6 separate regions of the Homo sapiens genome follow, and all the other regions are linked to region 5. The links are chromatin contacts, found by Hi-C or POLR2A ChIA-PET in ENCODE. All regions are on one chromosome and are shown on one strand. The core of a region is the stretch at or near the end of the contact, and the rest is flanking DNA. Distances in the headings are between cores, read along the strand shown.

Region 1 (3,796 bases), core at 1-2,500, 770 kb before region 5:
CCGTGCCCTCCAGGTAGTCATGATCCCAGTGCAGGTCAGTGAGGAAGAGGATGCGGCTGACAGGGGCACCTGGGGCTGGGGGGCTAGGGGGTTTGGGGGGCGGCTTCGGCACAGTAGGCAAAGAGATGTTCCAAGATGAGAAAATGTCCCAGTGCCCACAGGTGGAGCCCAGGAGCAGGCCACAGGCCTCAGATGGGCTCAGCACTGAGCGTCTCCACACCTCCACCATGTCATCCTCAAAGAGGTGGACAATGGATTGGCACACGGCAGGTGGTGCTATCTTCAGCAGATTGCACAGCTTGATGGCCACGGAGCCCACGCGAGCCACATTGGGTTCCTTCTGCAGTGGGAGGAGCGCATGGTGAGAAATCAGAGGCAGAGCAGAGGAACCAGGCCAACCCCTGGCCACCACCCCTTGGGCCTCCATTTCCAAACTGGGGCTGGGCAGGACTCAGTGCACCAAGCTCAGTGCACACCTTTGCCTTCCAGATATTGCCCTGTAACTCAGGCAGCACCAGGCCATCGCTTCTTCTTTAGCTCAGCGGCCTGTGGCATGAGGCCTTTGCTTGGCAAGCTGACTTCCTCAGGCACTGTCTGCATTATTTTCTTACTTCACAAAGGTCACAATGGGGTGATGGTGGCATGTAGCCATGGGTGTCCCCAAAGGGGAGCAAACTCAGTGATGGATTGTAGATGCCACCCTCTCCATCAGGGATGCATTCTGAGCCCAGCGCACCAGCATCAGCCCCAGCCCCCAGCCCCAGCACTCCTTTCGGCCTCCTCCACTGCAGCCCCTTCAGTGCTCACCTTCAGCCCGAGGTTGATGGCGGTGAATAGACCTTTGCAGATTGGGCAGGTGAGGTTCCCCCACCCAAAGACATCTCGGAGCCGGGGCACTATGCGATGTAACCTGGCAGGATGGCCTTGGGGAGAAAGAGGGTGAGCCTCTGCCGGAGCCCAGAGAACCCGAGAGTCAGACAGAGCCAGCGCCAGCGCCAGCGCCAGCGCCAGCGCCAGCACCAGGCCCATCCAAAGGAGTCCGGGGGCTCCGGCGGTCCCGTCTTGTCCCTGCTCCCGGCCGGACCTGGGGCAGCTCTGGCGGAGTGACGCTCCGTAGCGGGGCATTGTCGCGCTTCCTACACGGGGCTGGTTCGTCTGTCCCGTCCCCCCCGGCCTGGACCCTAGCCAGCCCTCAGGGCCCCGGGCGGCGCCGGGGACACCCGATTACCCTTCTCTGTAGTCGGCTGACTGCTCCGCGGCCGGCCGCAAAGCAGCTCCGCCCCTTCCTCTTCCTCTGATCTCTGACAGCTGATCTCTCGGTGGCGGGCGGCTGTCAACGCTGCGGAGGCGGAGGGGGCGGGGCGCTCCCGGGACCGCCCCGATTCCGCCCCCTCTCCCTGCCCCCGCCCTGCCCCGGGCGCACGGGCTGCGGGGGTGGGGACTCTCCCTGAGGTCACCAGGGGCTCCGCCTTGAGGTCACAGCCGCGGGAGGCCGTGCTCGTGCTTTGGAGCTCCATGTGATGTGGTCGGTGGAAGACGTCTCCTTTGTCAGAATCCGCGCTCAGATTCCCGGAATAGCTGCCAGACCGACCCCAGCGTTTAGCCCGGGAAGGGGAGGTAGGAGAGAGCAGGGCGGGCAGGATCCTCCCACTGGGTGTGTTGCCTCTGACAGGAAGGCGCCTTCCCTCGATTCCCCATGCTCTGCCACTGGCACCAGCCCTCTTGAGTCACCCTGAGAATCACTCACCTGTGATTCAGATGAGGAAACAAACCTTAGAGATGGTGAAGAGACTAGGAAGCCGTAAAGACCATATAGCCGTGGGGGCCAATAACATGGGCGGGAACCCAATTGGGTCTCCCACCTCCGTGTATCCACGACAGTAAAAGCGAGCATTTATGGAGTTGTTTATGATGTGCCAAGCACCAACCCAGGCACTTTATAATTAATAATCTTCAATTCTCACAACAACCCTAAGAAGTACCTATTATATTGGGGCTCAGAAATCCATACCCAAAATATGGTGGTTTGACTTACTAAGTTAAGCCTTAAGGTGTGTCTGGCCTTCCTACTCCCGCGCCCTCTCTCCCAAAGCCGTTACCTAGCGTCCAGACCCATCAAAAGGAACAACGGTTTTTTTCTTCCCCTCCCTACAAAACCAAGAATATAATCACACCTGAACAGACCCCTTCACATGATAATGTGCTAGTTAATCTGTTCCCTGATCCATTCCTTCTCCCTCAGCAGAATTCCTCTTCCCCTCACTCCCACAACCCCCTTTGCCTGAATGACACCTAAGCTTCTGAACTCGTCTGGGAAGTGGGTAGTCACTCTGTGGTTCCCCGTGGACACATTAATACAATTTCTATGCCTTTTCTTCAATTAATCTGTTTTTTGTGGGTTGATTTTTCAGCAGAATTTCAGAGGGCGAAGGGAAAGTTTCCCTTGGTCCCTGCAAATACTATTATTACCCTCCTTTACAGATAGGATGAGGCACAAAGAAGTTAAGTGGCAGAATAGCAATTAAACCCTAAGCTGTTTGACGAGTGCTTCTGAGGAATCCTCAGAGCTATCAAGTCCTGTCAGTTCTTTCCTTTGATAATTTTTTACAAGTGTTTTTTCCCCCCAGTTCTGGGGACATCATCTCAGATAGAGTACTCACAGTAATAATTAGCATGCATTTTTAAGATTATGTACTATGAAAAACAAAACAAAACAAAACCTTTTTATCTAAGGAAGATGAGCCCCTTTAAATTATCAGGCCCAGACAGGCATTTAAAATGTAGCAACAGTCACTCTCACTCTTCTTTGAGCTAAGTAATTATCTCTTGAAACCACTTGCTATGCCAAGTAGCCATTAAATGCCATACACCTTATAGTTCAACAATGTATAGCCAAGCGCTAAACAATGTATAACCAGTGTTATTTCTGTAAACAATGAGAATTCCTGATGAACAACTTTTGTATTCATTTCCTCTCCTAATTCATCTTTTTTTCTTTGAAAATATGAGCCTCTCTTTTGTTGTCCAGAGTGCTCCCCCAAGACAACTTGCAAGTGTGTCCTGGGTCGCAGTCCTCAACCTTGGCCCTTGGCCCGAATAACCCTCTGTAGGTACTTTTCTGAGGACTCTGCCTTACGTTAATCCTCACAACAAATTTGGAAGTCGGTATTATAATTATCCCCATTTTACGGAGAAGGAAAGTAGGATTAAGTAAGTGGCTCAAGATCCCACAGCTAGCTAGTAAGTGCTGGAACTGGAATTTGGATGTGTCAAGCAAAACATGTCTGAGACAGGTCTCAATCAATTTAGAGGTTTATTTTGCCAAGGTTAAGGACATGGCTGGAAGAAATAAACACGGAATCGCAGAAACAGTCTGTGGTCTGTGGCTTTCTCCAAAGATGATTTTGAGGGCTTCAATATTTAAAGGGGAAAAGTGAGCTGGAGGGAAAGAAGAAGGGTATGGTAATCCACATGTCGCAAGAGAAAAGGAGCAGGTAGGGAGATACTCAATTATGTGTTCGTCTGGCACTTTACATAAGATAAAGTAAATATGCCTGTGGAGATATTTAACCTTTTGTGTTTTTTTTGTTTTTTTTTTTTTGAGACAGAGTTTTCGCTGTTGTTGACCAGGCTGGAGTGCAATGGCGCAATCTCGGCTCACCACAACCTCTGCCTCCCGGGTTCAAGTGATTCTCCTGCCTCAGCCTACTGAGTAGCTGGGATTACAGGCATGTGCCACCACACCCGGCTAATTTTGTAAATATTTAACCTTTTGTCTGTAGCTATCTGCTTAGGA
Region 2 (3,781 bases), core at 1,088-3,587, 980 kb before region 5:
CCACCAGCCTCGGCCTCCCAAAGTGCTGGGATTACAGGCGTGAGCCACCGCGCCCGGCCTACTTTTCAATCTGCCACAAATCTGCTGTATCGAGAGCAGAGATTATGTCAGATTCTGGACTCTAGCACCCAGCACAGAAGGTGTTCATCATAGTGCCTTAAATTAAGGAACCCAATGTAGTCTGATTTCTTCACCCATTATTCTGAAACAACACTCACAGATGGTCAAATACATCCTAACTGCACACTGAGGGGAGCAACAGACACTGGGGCCTACCAGAGTGGGGCGGGTAGGAAGAGGGAGGGATCAGGAAAAATAACTAATGGGTGCCACGGCTTAATACCTGGGTGATGAAATGATCTGCACAACAAACCTCCATGACCTGAGTTTACCCATCCAACAAACCTGCACATGTACCCCTTAACTTAAAAAAAAAAAACCCAACTGTAAATTCAATGGCTACTTTAAAATATTAATGTTCTTTGATCTCTCAGTAGCCTGTACTGCCGTTGACTACCTCCCCTTCATTAAAACATTCTCTTCTGTAAGCTTTACTCACACATTTTCCTATTTCTTTTTCAACTTGCGGTTGCTCCTTTTCTGTCGTGCAGGCTTCCTGTCCCCTGACCTCTTGCCTTCCACTCTCCTGAGACGTTCTCCTTCACAACCACGTCTTCAAGTATCATCTATATATATGATATATATATGCTATCTATATGCTGATAGCTCTCAAATCTGTGTCTCCAAGTCAGATTCCTCCCCTGAATTGCAAATCTGCATAACCAACAACACACTCAACATTTCCACCTTGCTGTATTGTCACCTTAACTTTAACATGTCCAAAATAAAATGCCTCATCCTCCAGTTTTCTCCATCTCAGTAAAAACAACCAAGTTCCCAAGCCAGAACCCTGGTCCTCATCTTTGCCCTTACTCACTCCCCACACCAAGTTCCACAATTCTTCGTCCTAAAGACTTCTGGAATTTGATCACTTCTCTTTTTCACTCACCCTAATTCTAGTCCAAGACATCATTACTTCTACGATGAACTAGGCAATTGCCTCCTTTCCACCTGCTCTTCACAAAGCATCCAAGACGATACTGAAAAATGGACAATCTCATTATGTCACTATACAGCTTTAAAACCTTGCTTTTAAAATAAAGACCTTCTTATAGCCTAAATATGCTTGCATGATCTGGCTGATCCTTGGAGACCTCTACAGTCTTATGTCCTGTTCTTTTCCTCTTGTACCCAATGCTCCGACCCACAGAGATCATCTATCCTCCAGCCATATGGAACTCCAGACAATTTCCTGTTCTCTCTGCTCTGTGCCTTGCCCCCTAGCCTTTGGCCATGCAGTCTACTGAGGCTGGAAAGCTCTCTGTAGCCTCTGCCTGTGAAACTCTTATTCTGCAGTCAAGATTCAGCTCAAACTGCGTCCTCTGTGAAAACCCTCTGCCCCCCACAGGCTATGCTTAGCACTCATTACACTGGCTAGCAAAGGCAGCCGCCACCACCAGACATGAGCACTCCACTCCACGTAGCCAGGAGATCTCTAGCCTTCCTCTCATCCACCAACCGTTTCAGCTCACCCCTGGTTGAGGTCGTTCTCCGTGTTGTCCAGCCACAGGCGAACGGCGACTGCGTTGCCCTCCCGGCACTGAGTGAAAATGTCGTCCATAGCAGCGTCCCGGCGCCGAGTCCCCTGGATTGGGGAAGCCTGAGGACTGTGGAGTGATCCAGGGAAGGAGGATGAACCCCAAGCTTTATCCTCTACAGGAGAGAAGTGTTTGTGTTGGGGGTAGGGGGCCTGAGCTGCGTCCCCGGCTAGTGGGGGTCTGTGAAGGAGTTCGGGGCTGCGGGATGATCCCTGGCTGTGTCCTCTAGACGCGAGGTAAAGGCGGGTCAGGGTGGGCAGGGGGTGACGAAGAGGTAGTGTCTGCTGAACGGATGTCCGAGAGCAGGCAACTAGACCCTATCCGCGAACAGAGTTGGGGGAAGTGGGGAGGTTCAGGCTCCGTATACTCTGGGAGAGGGGACCGGGGGTCCTCCCCAGGGTTGGCTCCGTTCCTTACTTGGGACTCAGGAGAAGTGAGGGGTGACAGGGGGCGCGGGTCCTCTCGCACTCACCGGGACTCGGGCTGCAGGATCCTTCTCCGGGGAACTCCCGTCCGGCCGCGCCCGCAGCCCGCCGCCGGCCCCGCCCCGCCCGTGGCGCTCTTGGGCAGCGCGGGCCTCCGTCCCTCCCCTCCCACCGCCTCCCTGCCCTTCTAGCCGCGCCTGGCTAAACTCGATGGTTCGCTGCGCCGCGCCGGCCGCTCTAGCAACCCCTGGCTGTCACGCTTTGGTTTCCGGGTCGGTTCTGGCAGGTCTGAGCGCTCCGACTTCCAGAGGAGCGCTGTGCACGTGGAGAAGAGCGGGGACTCGGCGACCCTGCCCTCCCGACCCTCATGTTCGAAGAGCCTGAGTGGGCCGAGGCGGCCCCAGTAGCCGCGGGCCTTGGGCCCGTAATCTCACGACCTCCGCCTGCGGCCTCCTCGCAAAACAAGGTGAGTGACTCGCGGGAGCAATGGGAGCTGTTTCAGGCCGCGAAGCGGACATTGGTGGATCCCAGCGCTGTGTGTATTGCGGGGAGGGACACCTGTGGCACCGTTAAGGGCGAGTCCTGATCTGAAGATCCGAGAACTTCCAAAAGAAACTGACGTTGGGTCAGAGAGAGTTGTTGAGTAGAAGTTGGTGAAGCGAAGAGGGTTCTTCAGACAGGAAAAAGTACGTACAAGGGCCCTGGGACAAGAGAGCATGTTCTGTCAGAGTCACAAACACAAGTGGTCCTTGTGGTTGAAATACATAGTAAATGAAAGGGGCATATATGCTGTTCAAGTTCAAGAGGTAGAAGTTTTGCGTATATTGAGAATAGAAGCCAATGAAAGGTTTTAAGCAATGGAATTATTTCTTCAGATTTGTATTTTGAAAGGGTCGTCGGTTACAGTGTGGAGGATGGATTGGAGACAGTAAGAGTTGTCAGTATCATTGTTCAAAGGAGGGTGTGGGAAACTTAGAATCAGGGTAAGTGCCTGGCCTAGGATTACCTGGTAGGACTGCAACACAGAATCAGCCTTCCCGACAATACATCTTCTCCTTTGAGCCTCTGCAGATGTGAGGGCCCTGCTTCCTCAGGCTTTTCTTACCCTTCAGTCTGCCTCCAACATGGAATCGGCCTGCTTTGTTTCCTCCTTTTTCATCCCCTAGCCCCATTACCATTGTCCAAGCCGCTGGCCTCTCTGTCTGCAATTTCTCCCCTTCAGTTTGTTTTCTACACTGCAGCTAGAGACATGTTAAATATTTAATATACGTGTGTGATCATGTGTCTCCTGTGTTCAGAAGCCTCCTTACCTCTTACAGAAATGTATCAGCTCTAGGCAAAAGCTCAAGGTGAAGGGTTGGAATTCCTGGTCTCTGGCCTTGGTCTTGTTGCTTGTGGCCTTTGCATTTTCCTTTGGGGAAACCTCCATTAGCTCATTTACACATTGAAGAAAGTGGGATAGGTGGTTTCTCTGCTCTCCAGCTTCCCAGAAGTTGGGGTGGTGACATAAAAGTTCTTCTGGGTTCTGGCAGGCTTGACTGGGAAGAATTCAGATGCTTCTGCCAGTCTGAATCAGGTCCACATCTCTCCCTTCTTGTTCTCCAGGCCTCATCCATTCTCTTTAGGCCCACTGTCATCCCCTGTTTTCCTCCAGGGCTCCAAGCGCCGCCAGCTCTTGGCCACATTACGGGCCCTAGA
Region 3 (3,752 bases), core at 1-2,500, 610 kb before region 5:
CTAACTGCAACCTCCGCCTCCCGGGTTCAAGCGATTCTCCTGCCCCAGCCTCCCAAGCAGCTGGGATTACAGGCGCGCGCCACTACGCCCAGTTAATTTTTGTATTTGTAGTAGGGACGGGGTTTCACTATGTTGGTCAGGCTGGTCTCGAACTCTTGACCTCGTGATCCGCCCGCCTCGGCCTCTCAAAGTGCTGGGATTACAGGCGTGAGCCACCGCGCCCAGCCGGTAAAGTACTTTTAAAACTACATGCCTTATCTGAAACTTCTATTTTTCTATTTTAGTTTATCTTACTCTTGCTTGTTTCCCAAGACTCGGCTTAGACACCGTCACCTCCCGGAAGTCTTCCCTAAGCTCCTTCACCGTACCTTCCTCTCATCCTCTATACATGCAAATCATGCTAAGTGCTGCTCCTAGGTGGCCCCCGTAGTAATGTACTTATTACACTACGCTGCAATTCTCTGAGGTCCTGGAGAGCAGAGGCCGGTTCTAATTGATCCGGAATCCAGCTGGGCATGCAGGCACTTATTCCGTGTTCCTTGACTAAGTGCTCAAGGGGTGACGGAGCAGCACAGCACAGCGGTGTTGGGGGAGCCAGGGGCAGTCACCGCTGGGGTACTAAAGTAGAGACCAAGCTATGCACGACGATGGAGCAAAATGAACTAGAGTGCCCGCAGTCAGCCCTCTCTAGGGCTCCACTTTTCCGCAGGCCCGGCCCACCTACTGATTCCTCCTCTCTTTTCGTGATAGCCTCGCCCCTCCACACCCACTCTTCCACTCCAAGCGTCTCCTGGAATCCATGGCCCCACCCCTTTCTCGCTCGTCTTTCTTCCGGCTCCATCTCTCCCAAGCCCCGCCCTTCTGATCTTTCCCTGCCTGTAAAAATCGCCTCTCCTTAGGTCCCGCCTTCTGCCCTCTGGTTCCACCTTTCCTTCCCGGGCTCCGCCTCCGCCCTGCCGGCCTCCACCTTCCCAGAGGCCTTCGCCTATGACACGCCGGAGTCCTTCTGAGGGGCGGGGTTTACGTACGAAGGGACGGAACCAAGAGGAGAGGCGGTGCTCCTCCCTCGGATAGCCGTCGGCGACCCCGCCCTTGCGTTTAGCCGTTGCCAGGAAACAAGCGTCCTTGCTCGGGTTTGGTCCGGCTCAGCCAATGAGCTGGCACGCCATTGCCCAGTCGTGCGACGCCGGGCGGTTGCGTGTGGTGCGCGGGGGCGCGGGCTGCGTGTGGCGCGGGGCGGGGCGCGGCTGGTGCGCTTGAGAAGCGATGGCGGCGGCCTGAACTCACCTAACACCGCAGCAGCAACCGGGCCCGGCCAGGTTCGGCGTTCCGTGAGTGAACGGTACGCATGGGCCAGAGGGCCTGGAGAGTCGTTTGTGGGGATGAGAGACTGGGAAAAGACGGTGACGGGTTTGGTTACTGTACTGGTTGTGAGGGGTTGGCAGGTGGTGAGGGTCCGGGTGTGAGTGTCTAAGATAGGGAAGGAGGGTGAGAGCTTACAGGTGAGTGGACAAATGAGGGGCTGTGAGAGGCTGGGTGCTTTCGGAGGTGCCAAGTTGAAGGGACTCCTGAACGCGGTTTACTAGGGCTGGGGCTACTGAGGGCTGGTGTGAAGGATACCCTGGGACTAGAGTGAGGGGTAAGGCCTGCGCGAGGAGAGAGAGAGTAAAAGGCGCAGGTGGGAGCCTGCGGGGTGGCGGCAAATTGGTGAGGGAGTTGAAGGCGAGGCATGGGAGGAGGGAATTAGGGCTTGTGAGACTTGGATAAAGGTGAGAGGTTGGTTCTGAGGCCTCCTTCGATGGACTGCCCTGTCCAGTGAGAGCAATAGTTTTAGACAAAGTAGGGCAGCTTAGATGGAAGTGTTGTGCACCTGACTCCTCTGCTCCCATGGACTTTCCATATTCTGGAGGACGAGAAAATGAAGGTGTCATAGGCAATAGTACTATGGTAATGAAAGTCATATTTGAGGCTCAGACTTCAACAGAGTAATCACAGAAACTTCAGTTCCTTCGAGTTCCTTCTCTGGACTGCATAGTTGAAGATGGGCCCTCTCATGAAGGGTTTTGCGCTGTGACAGCTTGTGTTTTCTCTCTACTTGCTTCTGGACAACCTTATTCCACTGTTGCTCCTTACCTGTGCTTAACTGTGGGTCTTTGATTGGATTGACCATATTCAGTTGCTAATTCTACTTTTATGGAGGTCATATGGTTTGCCCTATACAGTACTATATTTAGGATCCCAAACAGGATGGCCTTACTCTCCTTTCTTACAGTTGAATTTTTTAAAAAGCTAGTTTATATTATATTTAAAATGTGTGTTTGATGAGTTTTGACATGTGTACACATCTGTGAAATCATCATCAGTCTCAAGATACTGAACATTTTAGCCACCTGAAAATTTATCTCTTCCTCTCCACACCCTGTAGTTGGGTTCATCTTACTAGCATTCTTTTAGGTCCTCTTCTCCCCACCAACCCAAATGCACGTGAAATTCTGGAAAGTTGGTTTGGCATTCAGTGATAATGGCCACTTTCACACTACTAAATTTTCCTCTCTACTGCTAGTCAGCCATGGGGTTGGGACATCCTATTCTTTCCAGACTCAGAAAGAGTTAAGTCTTTCCTTAACTCTACAGTGGACAGGGAGAGACCATTTCCTGAGAATTAGACAGCCTCAGTCCCCATTCTTTTCCAGAGTCTTAGCTTCAGAGCCAACTCCTATATCCTGTGGTATATTCTCATTGCTTCTTTCTGGAGTCCAGACAGGCCTCCATATTGGTAGAACACTTGGCAACTTGCCCAGTCAGTCAGAACTTACAGTTCAGAGTTTAGAGTAGTGGTTCCTAAACACTGGACCAAGGACCCTGTACATGATAAAATTATCATCTATCCAAGATGGAGGGAGAGAAAGACAGTATGGTTATTCATGAAGATAAATTTATTCTCAGAGATTATCATTCCTATTCTTTTGGTGTTGCAGTGCTCTTTCGTTGATGCAGTAATGGTAACAGTAGATGGTGGGTTAAAAAAAAAAAGATCTAATTTACCCAAATAAAAAGTGTCAACCCAATTTTTAATTTTAAAAATTATTTCTATAGCTTTATGAACTTCAGAAATTTAAAGTGATGATGGTGTGGCTGTTGTATTAGGTTGAGGAAGCATACATTTATACAATGATTCTGTATAACTTAACATCTGAACAGCATTCATGCTTTACATAGGGATTTCAAATTTTATTATACTGATTTATATAGATACCTTGTAGACAAAGACAGGAACTTTCATTTTATAGATGAGAAATTAAATTCAGTAGCCAGAGATCATACAGGGATACAGTGGCAAGGCTGAACCCAGAATTTTGTCTCAGAGTGAGAGAGACTTTGGGAAAGAAGATTTATAATAGACACTGAAGGTGATGTGGGAGGATTTTTTAATGATTTGTAATTGTTCTATTTCCAAAAGACAGAAAAGGGACTGTGAGAGTGACATAGGGATGAAGGTTATGTTTAATGCTGTCGCAGTGACATTGGAACAGGTATATATAATACCTGGATCACATCTTGATAGTGGATCATATCATGATAGTGATAGGATGAATCAAATCAAATATTAGATGGTTCTTAGGGACTGTCTAAATCCTTGTTATAATGGAGAAAGCACTGGATTTGGTAAGCTTATTGTTTGCTATCCCAAACTCTGTTGAAATAGTAGTGCATTAAGTATAATGGATTTTGATTTGTATCATATAGTGAGT
Region 4 (3,672 bases), core at 117-2,616, 790 kb before region 5:
ATGGATGGAATGGAGTTGTGTCCAGTGTGGGATGTGTGTTGTGTTGTGTGTGTTGAAGAGGGTTCTTTTTCACCCCAGTGAAACTCCTTAAAAGACTAATAAAGGGGGATGAAACAATAAATTGAGGCTGGACACTGTGTCTGACGCCTGTAATCTCAGCACTTTGGGAGGCCGAGGTGGGAGGATCGCTTGAACACAGGAGTTCCAGACCAGCCTGGGGAACACAGTGAGACCCCCTCTCTACTAAAATACAAAAAGCCAGGCGCGGTGGCACATGTCTGTGGCCCAGGTACTCCGGGGGCTGAGGCGGGAGGAATCTGAGCCCTGGAGGCTGAGGCTTCAGAGAGCCATGATCTTGCCCCTGGGTGACAGAGTGAGACCCTGCCTTGAAAGAAAGAACGAACTCAGATTTGGATATCTTTAGTTTTAGGCACCTGAGAGGGATTAGCATGTAGAGGCTTTCTGGATGGTAATATAACCTCTCATTATCCTTGATGGCCTCTGGGTCACTGATCTGACCATTGGGATGTATCCCACTATCCAGGGAGGGTCTGTAGTAAGTATTGCACCCCACCATCTTCCTTACATCTTTACACTTTTCATTCACAATATCCCCTTCCTTGTGAATTTCTACCGGGGAGCAATGTATTCTTGACATTTTCCAGGCCTTGATGTCAGCTTTATGCTCAGCAGCAGAGGTATTTCAGTGTCAAGAAACATCGGAGTTCCAGTCTAAATTCATCACTAACTGTGACTGCGGGCAAGTCGCTTTACCTCTCTTAATCTTAGCCTCAGCCTCTGAAAAATGAGGATAATAATTCTGGTGATTTTACAGAGCTGATGTGAAGATTAATGCGCGTTAACGGTTTAATAGAGAGCCCGGCACGGTGTAAGTGGTCAATAAATACGAGCTATTATTATGAGCAACGCTGTGTCCTCAGAGCCTCCCCACCAGGACGTCAGGGAGCGGTGCAGCAGGAGCGGCGCAGAGTGCCTCCCGGGAATCCTTCCCCGCGCGGCCGCGGCGCCGCACAGCCGCCGCCATTCGGGCTCCAGCCCCGTCCGCGCGTCTCCCGGCGTGGGTGCGGGACCAGGGCGCTGCGGGGCGCGCAGGGTGAGTCTGTGGAATAGTAGTGGAGGACGGCGCCGCGCTAGGCGGGGGTCCCAGGGAGTCGGCTGCAGGGGTGTCTGCTGGGAGGGCTGGACCGCGGGGCTCACCGAGGTCCGAGGGCCGCCCGCAGGGTGAGGCCCCCAAGAAGCTGCGGCAAGTGCCGCGCCCGCCGAGCTCGCTCCCGCGCCCGCCCCAAGATGGCGCCCCTCCCCCTCCCCTTGCGCGCGCCTCCGCCGCTCGGGGCGCGGCCCCGCGGCCCGCGCGCTCCTGGGCGGGGGATGTTGTGATGGAGAAGCCGCGGCGGAGCCCGAACCCCGCAGCCTGAGCCACCTCCGTCATCTGGGCCCGGGGCCTCACCGCGCAGGTAGGAGGTGTCCCTGCCCCGGCCCAGCCCCGGTGGCTGCGTCCCGATCACCAGCGGCCGGCGGACCCTGTAGCCCCTACCCTGCGGCAGCCCGGGTCCCCCGGCCGGCCCCATCCCCCATCCCCGGGTCGCCCTTCCACCGCGCGCCCGCAGACCGTCCTCTCATACCCACCATCGCAGGGTCCACTCGGGCCCTCACACCGTCCCTTCCGCTGCCCTTTACCTCCTGCCCCTCGGGGTGACTAGGGGCGGGTATGGAGGACGCGAAGCGAGGGGCAGTGGGTGTTGGGGGAGGGGAGGCCCAGGTCCGGGAAGGGGACGTGGGGTGGGGTGGGCTGGCAGGCCGCGCCGATTCCAGCAGGGGTCCCAGGCCCTGGATCTGTCAAGCCGCATTCTGTTGCCCTCAGCGACCGAGGGGTGTGCCCTGGGGCGGCTGTGTCCCCAGCTCAGCCAGGAGGCCTAGCACTGCCAAGAACACTGATTAGAAGCAGTTTTCCCACTGCCAATTCCTAACCTGTTTTGTATCGGCCTGTGTATCTCTTGCATTCTGAGCCCCTCTAGCTATAGTCCCAGCTCTCTCCGCCCTTCAGAGTCAACGCTTGCTGTCTTCATTTCCTTACTTCCCATTCATTCTTAAAAGCACTCCACTCTGTGTCCCTGACACCCACTGAAACTGTCTAGGCCAAGGTCACCGGAGACCTCCTTGTGGAGAACTCCAGTGGACACTGTTATCTCCTTTACCTTTGAGTAGTATTCGGTGGGGTATGTCAACTCACTCTCCTTGAAGCATTTTCCTGCTTTCTGCCCTACAGCATTGTCTGCTCTTCTCAATCTCATTTGCTTCCTCTCCTCCTCTCTTTAGATGCTGGTGAGGCTCTTGGCTCTGTCCCGAGCTGTCTTCTCTCAGTATCTGTTCTTTCTCCCCAGATATTTTATCTACTCCCAAAGCTTCAAATTTCATATATATGCTAATGATTCCCAAATTTATATATCCAGCCCAGACTTCTTTCCTGAAATCCAGACTCATATGTCCAGCTGCTCTCTTGACATCTCCTTGAAAGACAAACAGGAGTTCCAAACCTATAGATTCCAAGCTAAATTATCTTCTGTGGTTTTCTCTGTACCCCACTTCCAAATCTGTTCTTCCTTCGAATCTCAAAAATGGCTCTTTGCCAATCTGGAGTCATGAGCAAGACTTGAGATTAACCCCTCTCTCACTCTCTGCATCTCATTTCACCAAGTTCTGTCACATCCACTGCCTAAATATTTCTCAAATCCATTCATTTCGCTCTTTCCTCACTGCCACCAAAGTTAATCTGGGCCACCACCATTTTTTTTCCTTGACTACTTTAATAGCATACCCTCTTGCCTACCTCCCTTTAACTGTTCTCAACACAGTACCCAGAGTAATCCTTTGAAAAATGCTTCCAATCACTTATTCATGCAATAAATATGATTTCAGCACCTAATATATGCCAGGCACTGTGTTATGTCCTGAAGATATAATTGTGAGCAAAAGAGACTGAGTCCTTGGAGCTGACAATCTAGGAGAAAAATCAAATAAGAATAACATTACAAATGTAATATGTACCATGAAGAAAAGCTGTATGGTGCCTTGAGAACGCACAAGAGCAGTAGCTAAACTGGTCTCGGGGATAGGGAGAGAGGGTTGGAGGACAGCTTCTCTGAGAACATGACGTTTGAACTAAAATATAGTGGATGAGTAGAAGTTAATTCAGCTTAGAGAGTAGGAGAAGAGGTCCCAGGAAGCATGGAAATCACATGCAAACACCTTGTAGAAGGAAAACACATGTCTTCGAGGAATCAGAAGAAGGCTACTGAGGCTGCAGAGCAGTGTGACCAAAGCCAGGGGCAGGGAGGAGGAAGGCAGGCGCCAGACTGAGCAGGAAATTTAGGCCATGTTAAGAATTTGGTCTTAAGGGCCAGGCGTGATGGCTCACGCCTGTAATCCCAGCACTTTAGGAGGCCAAGGCGGGCGGATCACCTGAGGTCAGGAGTTCAGGACCGGCCTGGCCAACATGGCGAAACCCCATCTCTACTAAAAGTACACAAAAATTAGCCGGGCATGGTGGTGTGTGCCTGTAATCCCAGCTACTCAGGAGGCTGAGGCAGAAGAATCGCTTGAACCCGGGAGGCAGAGGTTGCAGTAAGCCGAGATCTTGCCACTGCACTGTAG
Region 5 (3,927 bases), core at 940-3,439:
GGCTGGTCTCAAACTCATGATCCACCTCAGGTGATCCACCCGCCTTGGCCTCCCACAGTGCTGGGATTACAGGTGTGAGCTACTGTGCCCACCCATCACTGTCCTTCTTCACTCTGCTCTCATCTCTGTTCTTACATCAGTAGACAGAGTGATCACCTTAAAGCAGATGTCAATCATGTCACTCTCCTGTTCAAACCCATGCCACCCAGAGCGAGGCCAGACTTCATAATGGTCCAGTTAGGTCCACATCACACATGCCTTCCCACTGCCTCAATCCTCAGAGCTCACCATATTTTTTTTTTTTTTTGAGACAGAGTCTTGCTCTTTTCCCCCAGGCTGGAGTACAATGGCGAGATCTTGGCTCACTGCAACCTCCACCTCCTGGGTTCAACTGATTCTCCTGCCTCAGCCTCCCGAGTAGCTGGGACTACAGGCATCCGCCACCACACCCGGCTAATTTTTGCATTTTTTTAGTAGAGACACAGTTTCACCACATTGGCCAGGCTGGTCTTGAACTCCTGATCTCTGGTGATCTTCCTGCCTTGTCCTCCCTAAGTGCTGGGATTACAAGCGTGAACCACCGCGCCTGGTAAGAACTCACCTTTTATGCCTCTCCAGGCACACTCCCATCTTAATCTTCCACACTGTTCTCCTTTTAAGCCCGTGGGAAAAACCATTAAAGCCTTTAATTTCCTCGCATTCTTAAGATTCTACTCAAATGTGTTCTTACAATGAAAACTATTTAAAACTTTCATAAAAACTATTTAAAGTTGCAAGGCCTTCATGAGGTCTTTACAGAGTCATTACCCTAATGTAACTTCTTGAAGATGTTACTCCATAGTATTAGTCATCTTCTTGTGTACTCTAACATTCATCGATATGGTCTATGATCACTTTCTATTTGGATGTAGGCTTCCACGTATATTTCATATTTATTGAATGTTAAATGGATGCTAATTGCACGTTTTTACATTAGCAGCCTGCTTTATAATCAATTTTATCCCATATGTTGGGTCTTGTGCCTGACTAGACGCCTCTGGGAGACAGTCAGTATGTAGGCAGACATGGATTCTACCCAGGAGTAAGGCAGAGACACAGGATGGCAGTTACAGTGAACTCTGAAGGGTGAGAGCAGAGGCCAGAATGGCATGTGTCAGAATATCTGTAACATATCAATCAAGGTGCAAATTGCTCACAAGTGAGCTTAAGATAGGACATACTCTATATCAAATTCTTAACAAGAAGATTAAATCCGTGGGCTCCTTCTGAGCCCACAATGAACAACTTCTGTTAAGTAATTGTGAGCAAAGAAAAGCAATAACAAATTGAGGTTACAAATCAATGCCAAGGTGTGTCTAAGAGGAAGAATGATGAGGAGCAAGTTCTGAGACAGGTGAAGACGCTGGTAGCACATGGGTTACTGAAGTAAAAGTAAACAGGTATGTTCAGGGATGTGCAAGGAGAGCCCTGAGACCTGCAGAAAGACATAGGAACAGAGGGAACAGAGCGGTGTGCGGCAGTCACATCACTCAACCTGCTATTGTCAGGGAGGCCAAGGACTAAGAATACGTGAGGATGGCCACAGAAAGCCCCTTAGTGGTTGCCAGGAGGGCAGCAAAAGAACCCACTTCAACCCCTGGCCGTGCTCCCATGGCTCCATTCTATCTGACGCCACATACTAGGAGCTAAGCCCTGCACACACTTGGAAAACAGAGACCTCCTTTCACCAACTTCTCTTTTGAGGAGGGAGTAGGAGGTGGAAAATAAGAGATCTTCTGTTCATCTCTTTGAGAGAGAGAAAGAGAGAGAGAGAATTGTTTCCTTTGCAAGGTAGAAAATCAAAATTATACAATAGGAAGGGAATGGAAATAGATTCAGCCTGGAGGAAAAAAAGACACCCCAGAAAACAAAGGCGGCCTTCTGCCTCTTTAACACTGCTTTCAAGGCTGTCCCTCCCCAGACTCTAGGCTGCTATCAGTGTGCACTCAAAGCAGGAAGCCTGCAAGCTAGCCTTTGCTCCCGACAGAGCAGGGGAGACTTGGGGCCATAAATCAAATTCCCCTAACTTCACTGAGAACTTTTCTCCTGGAGTCTCATACCCTCTACCCCCCACAAACCTCCCCACACACCTTCAGAGCAACAGAAATCTCGGCTCCTGGTTGAAGAGGTGAAGAAAAGCCAGGGTGGGTGTGGTCAGGATTCATTCAACAAATGAGGTTCCTCTGTGTGAAGAAGTCCCTCCCTCCTGAGGAGGAACTGCCTGAGAAATGAAAGTGAAATTTTTGGGGCTGTCAGGAAGAGAAAAGGGGAAGGAGCGTCTAGGTGAAATGAGCTGTGTAGTCCTTTAGAGCCTCTGGACAGAAGGTAATGCTCTTAATCCAGTGATTCTCGAGGGCAGAATGGAGGATTTGCACTAGATGGCACATTTGGCAATGTCTGAAGAGATATTTGGTTGTTAACTAGGGGAATGCTACTGGCATCTTAGTGGGTACAGGTCACAGATGCCGCTAAGCATTCTACAATGTATGGGACAGTTCCCACAGCAAAGAATGATCCATTCCAAAACATCAATAGTGCTGTGTTTGAAAAGCCCTGTTTTAACCTTCCCTGCCTCCCAGGCCAGCTAAACACCCAACTCCCCTTCTCCTACCACTTTCATGGTTGCACATGGTCCCTCGAATCAGTTTACCAATTTGAATTATCCTTCAGCTCCAACGATCCACTTGTGTGCTACCTACCAAAGTACCATGTCACCCGCTAGGAGATGGAGGATGGGTGGCGGAGAGGTGGATGGTGCTGAGAAAAGTTGGCTACAAAGGACCTGGGGAACTTTTGGGAGTGTTGGAAATGCTCTAAATCTTTAAAAGGGGTAAAACTTTTTCAAAACTCATCAAACTGTGCACAGTAAATGGGTGCATATTATTGCATATAACATATATATCAGTAACATTATTTAAAAATGAAAAGTCTTCCAGGTAATTTTTACGCGAATCTGAGGCTGAGAACCACTAGTTGTAAGTAGTAAATCAGGAGTTTTGTGCCCTGGACAGAAAGGGCTGCTTTGAAACTGAGGTAACCTTGAAATCAAACCGAACGAGGAGGAAACTTGAACAAGAGTTGCCACTCGTTTGGTCACAGGATGACCCCACATTGTGCCTCCACAAACAGCATGCTCCATTTTCATGAGGAATATAAGTTGATAGATTCATTTTCTGTGCTGTATGCATCAAAACAATCCTAGTCTACCTCCTGTAGAGCACATTACATAATAAAAGGTGCCACCTTTGGAAACCACCTGACAAGGTACAATTTTCATTTTTGCCCTCTCCATCTGACTCATGCATGGTGATCAAGGACAATTATAAACTTGTTGGAAGTTTAACAACTTTCCCACAAAAATGTATCCACATCCAATACCTTGGGAATATGCTTTGACTACTTTTAAGGGAGTCAATTACTATCAGGTTAGTGCAAAAGTAATTGCGGCTTTTGAAATTAAAAGTATTATAAAGCCAACTGTGGTGGCTCACACCTGTAATCCCAGAACTTTGGGAGGTTGAGGCGGGCGGATCACAAGGTCAGGAGTTCGAGACCACCCTGGCTAACATGGTGAAACCCCCGTCTCTACTAAAATTACAAAAAAAAAAAAAAAAAATTAGCCGGGCATGGTGGCATGCGCCTGTAATCCCAGCTACTCAGGAGGCTGAGGCAGGAGAATTGCTTGAACCCGGGAGGCGGAGGTTGCAGTGAGCCGAGATCGCACCACTGCACTCCAGCCTGGGTGTCAGAGCAAGACTCTGTCTCAAAAAATAAAAAAATAAAAATAAACAAAATAAATAAAAGTATTATAATAGCAAGAACCGCAATTACTTTTGTACCAACCTAATACTTTCAGATTTCTTTTCCTTATTTCAATATTGGTAACTA
Region 6 (4,059 bases), core at 1,560-4,059, 700 kb before region 5:
CTTTGTGTGTCCATGTCCTAGTTTTCCATAGCTGTGACACAACCAATCTCGGGTATTTACTCCAGACAACAATGCCACTTCATTACCAGGTTTTAAAAAAATATCTGTCTATGCTGGGCGCGGTGGCTCACGCCTGTAATCCCAGCACTTTGGGAGGCCAAGGTGGGCGGATCATGGGGTCAGGAGTTCAAGACCAGCCTGACCAACATGGTGAAATCCTGCCTCTACTAAAATTACAAAAATTAGCTGGGCGTGGTCACGCGTGCCTGTAATCCCAGCTACTCAGGAGGCTGAGGCAGGGGAATTGCTTGAACCTGGGAGGCGGAGGTTGCAGTGAGCCAAGATCGCGCGTTTGCACTCCAGCCTGGGTGACAGAGCGAGACTTGGTCTCAGGAAAAAAAAAAAAAATCTATCCAAATCTATCCAAGTATCTATGCAAGTACTTCTTACTTCCAAATGCACTGAATTTCCTTAGCCCCACTCATCAAAGCTGGTGATTCTTTCATAGGCTTCCTGTAATATTAATATCCATTCCCAGTAGTACCCAGATTTTTGTACAGATATCCACTTTTCCTCCCATACCACCCTAATACTCCTGGGGAAGCTGAATCTACTCTACTTCAGAATTGATCTAACTTGTCAAAAGCCAATTATTAGATTTCTTGTCAGTGATTGTTTAGGGAACATAGGCCTAAACCCATCAATGCATGTCATTTTTGTAGCCATAGAATTTGGATTTGGAAAAGCCATGTAACCCAGTGGAAGGCAAGTGTAAAAATTCTGGGAGGCTTCTGGGAAATAAATGTCCTAAATTTTAAGATGGTCCCCTTTTTTTTTTAAGATCTTGTGCAGAGTTGTGAGGCCTGGAATGAAGCTGACACCTGTGCGTATGTGGGCACATACACATGGGTAGGGGGTGTGTGGGGGACATGGGGGAGTGTGAGAGGTGCGGGATGGGGCTCATAGTTGAGCAGTGGAGAGAACTGTAGAAAACCAGATTTGGAGCTGTGAATGACTCACACTTAATCACCACTCTACCAATCCTCTTTTTCAATTATGTTTGAATTGAGTTTCCTGTTACTAAGTACTGTTTGAATTGAGTTTTTGTTCCCTCAGTCTGAAAGCATTTTAACTGGTACATCCCTGATGGATCTCTCTGGGTAAATGTAGTTTCACTGGAAGAGATGGTGATTCCCACCAGATTCCCAAGAGAGCTTATTTTCTCTTGTATTAAGCAGCAGGGGTCAGGCTTATGGCCTTGTATTTGTAGAAATCAGCCATCAGCTTAGCATCACCAGATTTCTGGCATTAGCTGCCCACGTCTGTGGCACTTCAGGCCCATGTAACTATTTCCAGAGTGACACAAGTTTCTTCCACAGTTGTCAACAAGTGGCCCTCACAGGTTCAGTGAGAAGAGGAAGAGGGAGAGAGATCATCAGGATTAATGGATTACTTGCATTTGTGAGACGGTTTGCCAAGTATTGCTACAAACAAGGCACGGGATTTTCTTTTTTCTTTTCTTTTTTTTTTGAGATGGAGTCTTGCTCTGTCCTCCAGGCTGTAGTGCAGTGGAGCAATCTTGGTTTACTGCATTCTCTGCCTCCCAGGTTCAAACGATTCTTCTGCCTCAGCCCTCCCGAGTAGCTGGGATTACAGGCGTGTGTCACAACGCCCTGCTAATTTTTGTATTTTTAGTAGAGACGGGGTTTTGCCATGTTGCCCAGGCTGGTCTGGAACTCCCTGCCTCACGTGATCCTCCCCCCTCGGCCTCCCAAAGTGGTGGGATTACAAGCATGAGCCACCGCGCCCGGCTAAGGCATGGGATGTTTCGAACTGCTGACATTAGAAATTCACAATCCACATCATTAACTGGATCCTCCATGCCCACTCTCTCCCTCTCTGCAGCAGCAATTTCAAATCTTTACTCTCCGCAGTTCCACAGAACACAAGAAACAAACAAACAAGCAAAAAAAGTCAGGCAGGAGCCCAAGTAACCTCTATCAAAGCAAAGACCAGTGCCTAGTCTAACGCTTTTAAGGATTTTAAAAGAGGTGAAGGTGTCCTGCTTATCCTCCAAGCTTGGGTGCTGGGGCCGGGGCGGCTGAGATTTACCAGTGAAACCCAAAGAAAGAGAGGGCAGAAAACTAGAGAAAAGAAACCAGATAATGCTACCCAAGAGGACGAAATAAAGAAGCAGGAAACGAAGCCTGAGGCTAAACCCTGGAGATGACTATTAGGAAAACACCAGAGGATGCCCCGCCCGCCAGCCCACAATGAGCAGCCTGTCCAAGTCACAAAGCGGGGCCTCGGGCCTTGACAGTTCGCGATCTGTAAGCAGAATGTTCCAGGGCCTCCCTGTCGCCTGCATCCAGCCTGGGGGCAATCTTCACTGGTGTGGGAGGCCGAAAGTGGACGGCGACGGAGGCCCCTCTGGTTATCTCTTTGCCGTGCCAACACAGTCTCTGCGCCCACTAAGATGCATGAAATAAAAATTTCCGTGACTCGCCCTTTGCAGTGGAGAACTGAAACAGGCACACCAGGGAATTGGAGCGGAGGAGGGTAACTCAAACTCAGAGTGAGAGGGTTTGCAGGGGGCCGATTTGGGGCCAACAGGCTTCCCAGCAGGCCCCCGGCGCGGGACAGCGGAAGGCGAAACGCTTTCAAGAGACCCCGCTGCCAACATCCCCACGCCCTCGCGCCCTCCCGCCGCCCCAGAAGGCCAACTCCGCCTGCCTGAGTCACAGCTGGAGCTGGGGAGGAGCCAGGGAAAGGAGGCCCCTGACCGTAGTGCGGCCAGCAGTTGCAGGCAGACGGAGCAGAGCGGTCAGGGATCATGAGGGAGAGTGCGTTGGAGCGGGGGCCTGTGCCCGAGGCGCCGGCGGGGGGTCCCGTGCACGCCGTGACGGTGGTGACCCTGCTGGAGAAGCTGGCCTCCATGCTGGAGACTCTGCGGGAGCGGCAGGGAGGCCTGGCTCGAAGGCAGGGAGGCCTGGCAGGGTCCGTGCGCCGCATCCAGAGCGGCCTGGGCGCTCTGAGTCGCAGCCACGACACCACCAGCAACACCTTGGCGCAGCTGCTGGCCAAGGCGGAGCGCGTGAGCTCGCACGCCAACGCCGCCCAAGAGCGCGCGGTGCGCCGCGCAGCCCAGGTGCAGCGGCTGGAGGCCAACCACGGGCTGCTGGTGGCGCGCGGGAAGCTCCACGTTCTGCTCTTCAAGGTCAGTGACCTCAAACGGTCCCCAATCCGAGGCCTTTGCCGGCCTGTGGGCCACCAGCTGGGGGCTCCCCGCTTCCATCCACCTACCACACCCACATTCCTGACCCCTCCCGCCGTCTGTTGCTGTGGAACAGACTCACAGAGCCGCACCCACTTCCCAAGACCCAGCCCCATCCCTCCCTCTCACGCCTGAGCCCCGCCTGGCCAATCCAAGCCCGCCCAGCTCTAGCTCAGGCCACGTCCGCAGAATTTGGTCTGAGTCCCAGCCAATCCCTAAAATAACGGTGGTTGAAAGGGCATTCCGTGACTGCGGGCACTATCCTCTTCTCGCCCCTCACCAGGCCTCACCTACTTTACAGCGTTTTGCAGTTCGCACGCAGCTTTCCCTCCCCTTACCTTCCCACGCCTGCCTTTCCCCCCAGACTCTGGCTGCGGAGGTAAAAGGTTTCCCTTGTGTAATTAAGGAGTGAGTTTCGGGCTGCTGGGGGTAAGGAGCTGCCAGGATCAGTGCTGTGTCCGTCACATGCAGGAGGAGGGTGAAGTCCCAGCCAGCGCTTTCCAGAAGGCACCAGAGCCCTTGGGCCCGGCGGACCAGTCCGAGCTGGGCCCAGAGCAGCTGGAGGCCGAAGTTGGAGAGAGCTCGGACGAGGAGCCGGTGGAGTCCAGGGCCCAGCGGCTGCGGCGCACCGGATTGCAGAAGGTACAGAGCCTCCGAAGGGCCCTTTCGGGCCGGAAAGGCCCTGCAGCGCCACCGCCCACCCCGGTCAAGCCGCCTCGCCTTGGGCCTGGCCGGAGCGCTGAAGCCCAGCCGGAAGCCCAGCCTGCGCTGGAGCCCACGCTGGA

The links. Hi-C counts contacts between places; a loop is a spot of excess contacts on that map. ChIA-PET counts read pairs that join two places held with the same protein, here RNA polymerase II (POLR2A). Pooled maps may share reads with other maps.
Region 1: a pooled map shows a loop between it and region 5 (5-fold over the local background). The contact joins the promoter of SMPD1 here to the promoter of TRIM34 in region 5. A Hi-C loop is called at or near these places in 1 of 37 single-sample maps with no recorded cell type and 4 of 50 pooled maps.
Region 2: a map with no recorded cell type shows a loop between it and region 5 (4-fold over the local background). The contact joins the promoter of RRP8 here to the promoter of TRIM34 in region 5. A Hi-C loop is called at or near these places in 1 of 168 maps with a recorded cell type or tissue (naive thymus-derived CD4-positive, alpha-beta T cell), 6 of 37 single-sample maps with no recorded cell type and 13 of 50 pooled maps.
Region 3: a loop to region 5 is called in a map of B cell, with 19 times the contacts of the local background. The contact joins the promoter of FHIP1B here to the promoter of TRIM34 in region 5. A Hi-C loop is called at or near these places in 5 of 168 maps with a recorded cell type or tissue (B cell, CD4-positive, alpha-beta T cell, CD8-positive, alpha-beta T cell and 1 more), 9 of 37 single-sample maps with no recorded cell type and 16 of 50 pooled maps.
Region 4: a loop to region 5 is called in a pooled map, with 2.3 times the contacts of the local background. The contact joins the promoter of APBB1 here to the promoter of TRIM34 in region 5. A Hi-C loop is called at or near these places in 3 of 50 pooled maps. POLR2A ChIA-PET finds 5 or more read pairs at or near these places in 3 of 52 experiments (OCI-LY7, T-cell and activated T-cell).
Region 6: a loop to region 5 is called in a pooled map, with 4 times the contacts of the local background. The contact joins the promoter of CAVIN3 here to the promoter of TRIM34 in region 5. A Hi-C loop is called at or near these places in 8 of 50 pooled maps. POLR2A ChIA-PET finds 5 or more read pairs at or near these places in 2 of 52 experiments (AG04449 and activated naive CD4-positive, alpha-beta T cell).

The regions. Positions count from the first base shown.
Region 1 is chr11:6,387,928-6,391,723 of GRCh38, reverse strand. SMPD1 (sphingomyelin phosphodiesterase 1) reads right to left here and starts at 1,250. Exons shown (of 6, transcript NM_000543.5): 1 at 808-1,250; 2 at 1-340. The coding sequence starts at 1,125. LOC124902624 (a long non-coding RNA gene) reads left to right here and starts at 1,368. Exons shown (of 2, transcript XR_007062573.1): 1 at 1,368-1,617. RefSeq lists a silencer at 1,034-1,533.
Region 2 is chr11:6,602,172-6,605,952 of GRCh38, reverse strand. It overlaps RRP8 (ribosomal RNA processing 8), which reads left to right and starts at 2,337. Exons shown (of 7, transcript NM_015324.4): 1 at 2,337-2,549; 2 at 3,738-3,781. The coding sequence starts at 2,451. It overlaps ILK (integrin linked kinase), which reads right to left and starts at 2,179. Exons shown (of 13, transcript NM_004517.4): 1 at 2,131-2,179; 2 at 1,593-1,773. The coding sequence starts at 1,681. RefSeq lists enhancers at 1,158-1,317, 1,548-1,787, 2,378-2,567, 2,563-3,104 and a silencer at 2,098-2,307.
Region 3 is chr11:6,232,134-6,235,885 of GRCh38, reverse strand. It overlaps FHIP1B (FHF complex subunit HOOK interacting protein 1B), which reads left to right and starts at 1,250. Exons shown (of 12, transcript NM_001098794.2): 1 at 1,250-1,342. It also overlaps a transcript of CNGA4 not described here. RefSeq lists enhancers at 836-915, 313-1,003 and silencers at 1,046-1,345, 1,526-1,575.
Region 4 is chr11:6,416,788-6,420,459 of GRCh38, reverse strand. It overlaps APBB1 (amyloid beta precursor protein binding family B member 1), which reads left to right and starts at 1,366. Exons shown (of 15, transcript NM_001164.5): 1 at 1,366-1,475. RefSeq lists silencers at 999-1,398, 1,409-1,598.
Region 5 is chr11:5,623,263-5,627,189 of GRCh38, reverse strand. It overlaps TRIM34 (tripartite motif containing 34), which reads right to left and starts at 2,189. Exons shown (of 8, transcript NM_021616.6): 1 at 2,130-2,189. All of the region lies in intron 7 of TRIM6-TRIM34 (TRIM6-TRIM34 readthrough), which reads right to left. It also overlaps a transcript of TRIM5 not described here. RefSeq lists enhancers at 1,671-1,770, 2,141-2,410, 2,501-2,580.
Region 6 is chr11:6,319,251-6,323,309 of GRCh38, reverse strand. It overlaps CAVIN3 (caveolae associated protein 3), which reads left to right and starts at 2,809. Exons shown (of 2, transcript NM_145040.3): 1 at 2,809-3,217; 2 at 3,746-4,059. The coding sequence starts at 2,834. LOC101927825 (a long non-coding RNA gene) reads right to left here. Exons shown (of 7, transcript XR_930998.4): 1 at 3,613-4,059. RefSeq lists enhancers at 2,043-2,132, 2,163-2,222, 2,233-2,592, 2,803-2,852, 3,396-4,059.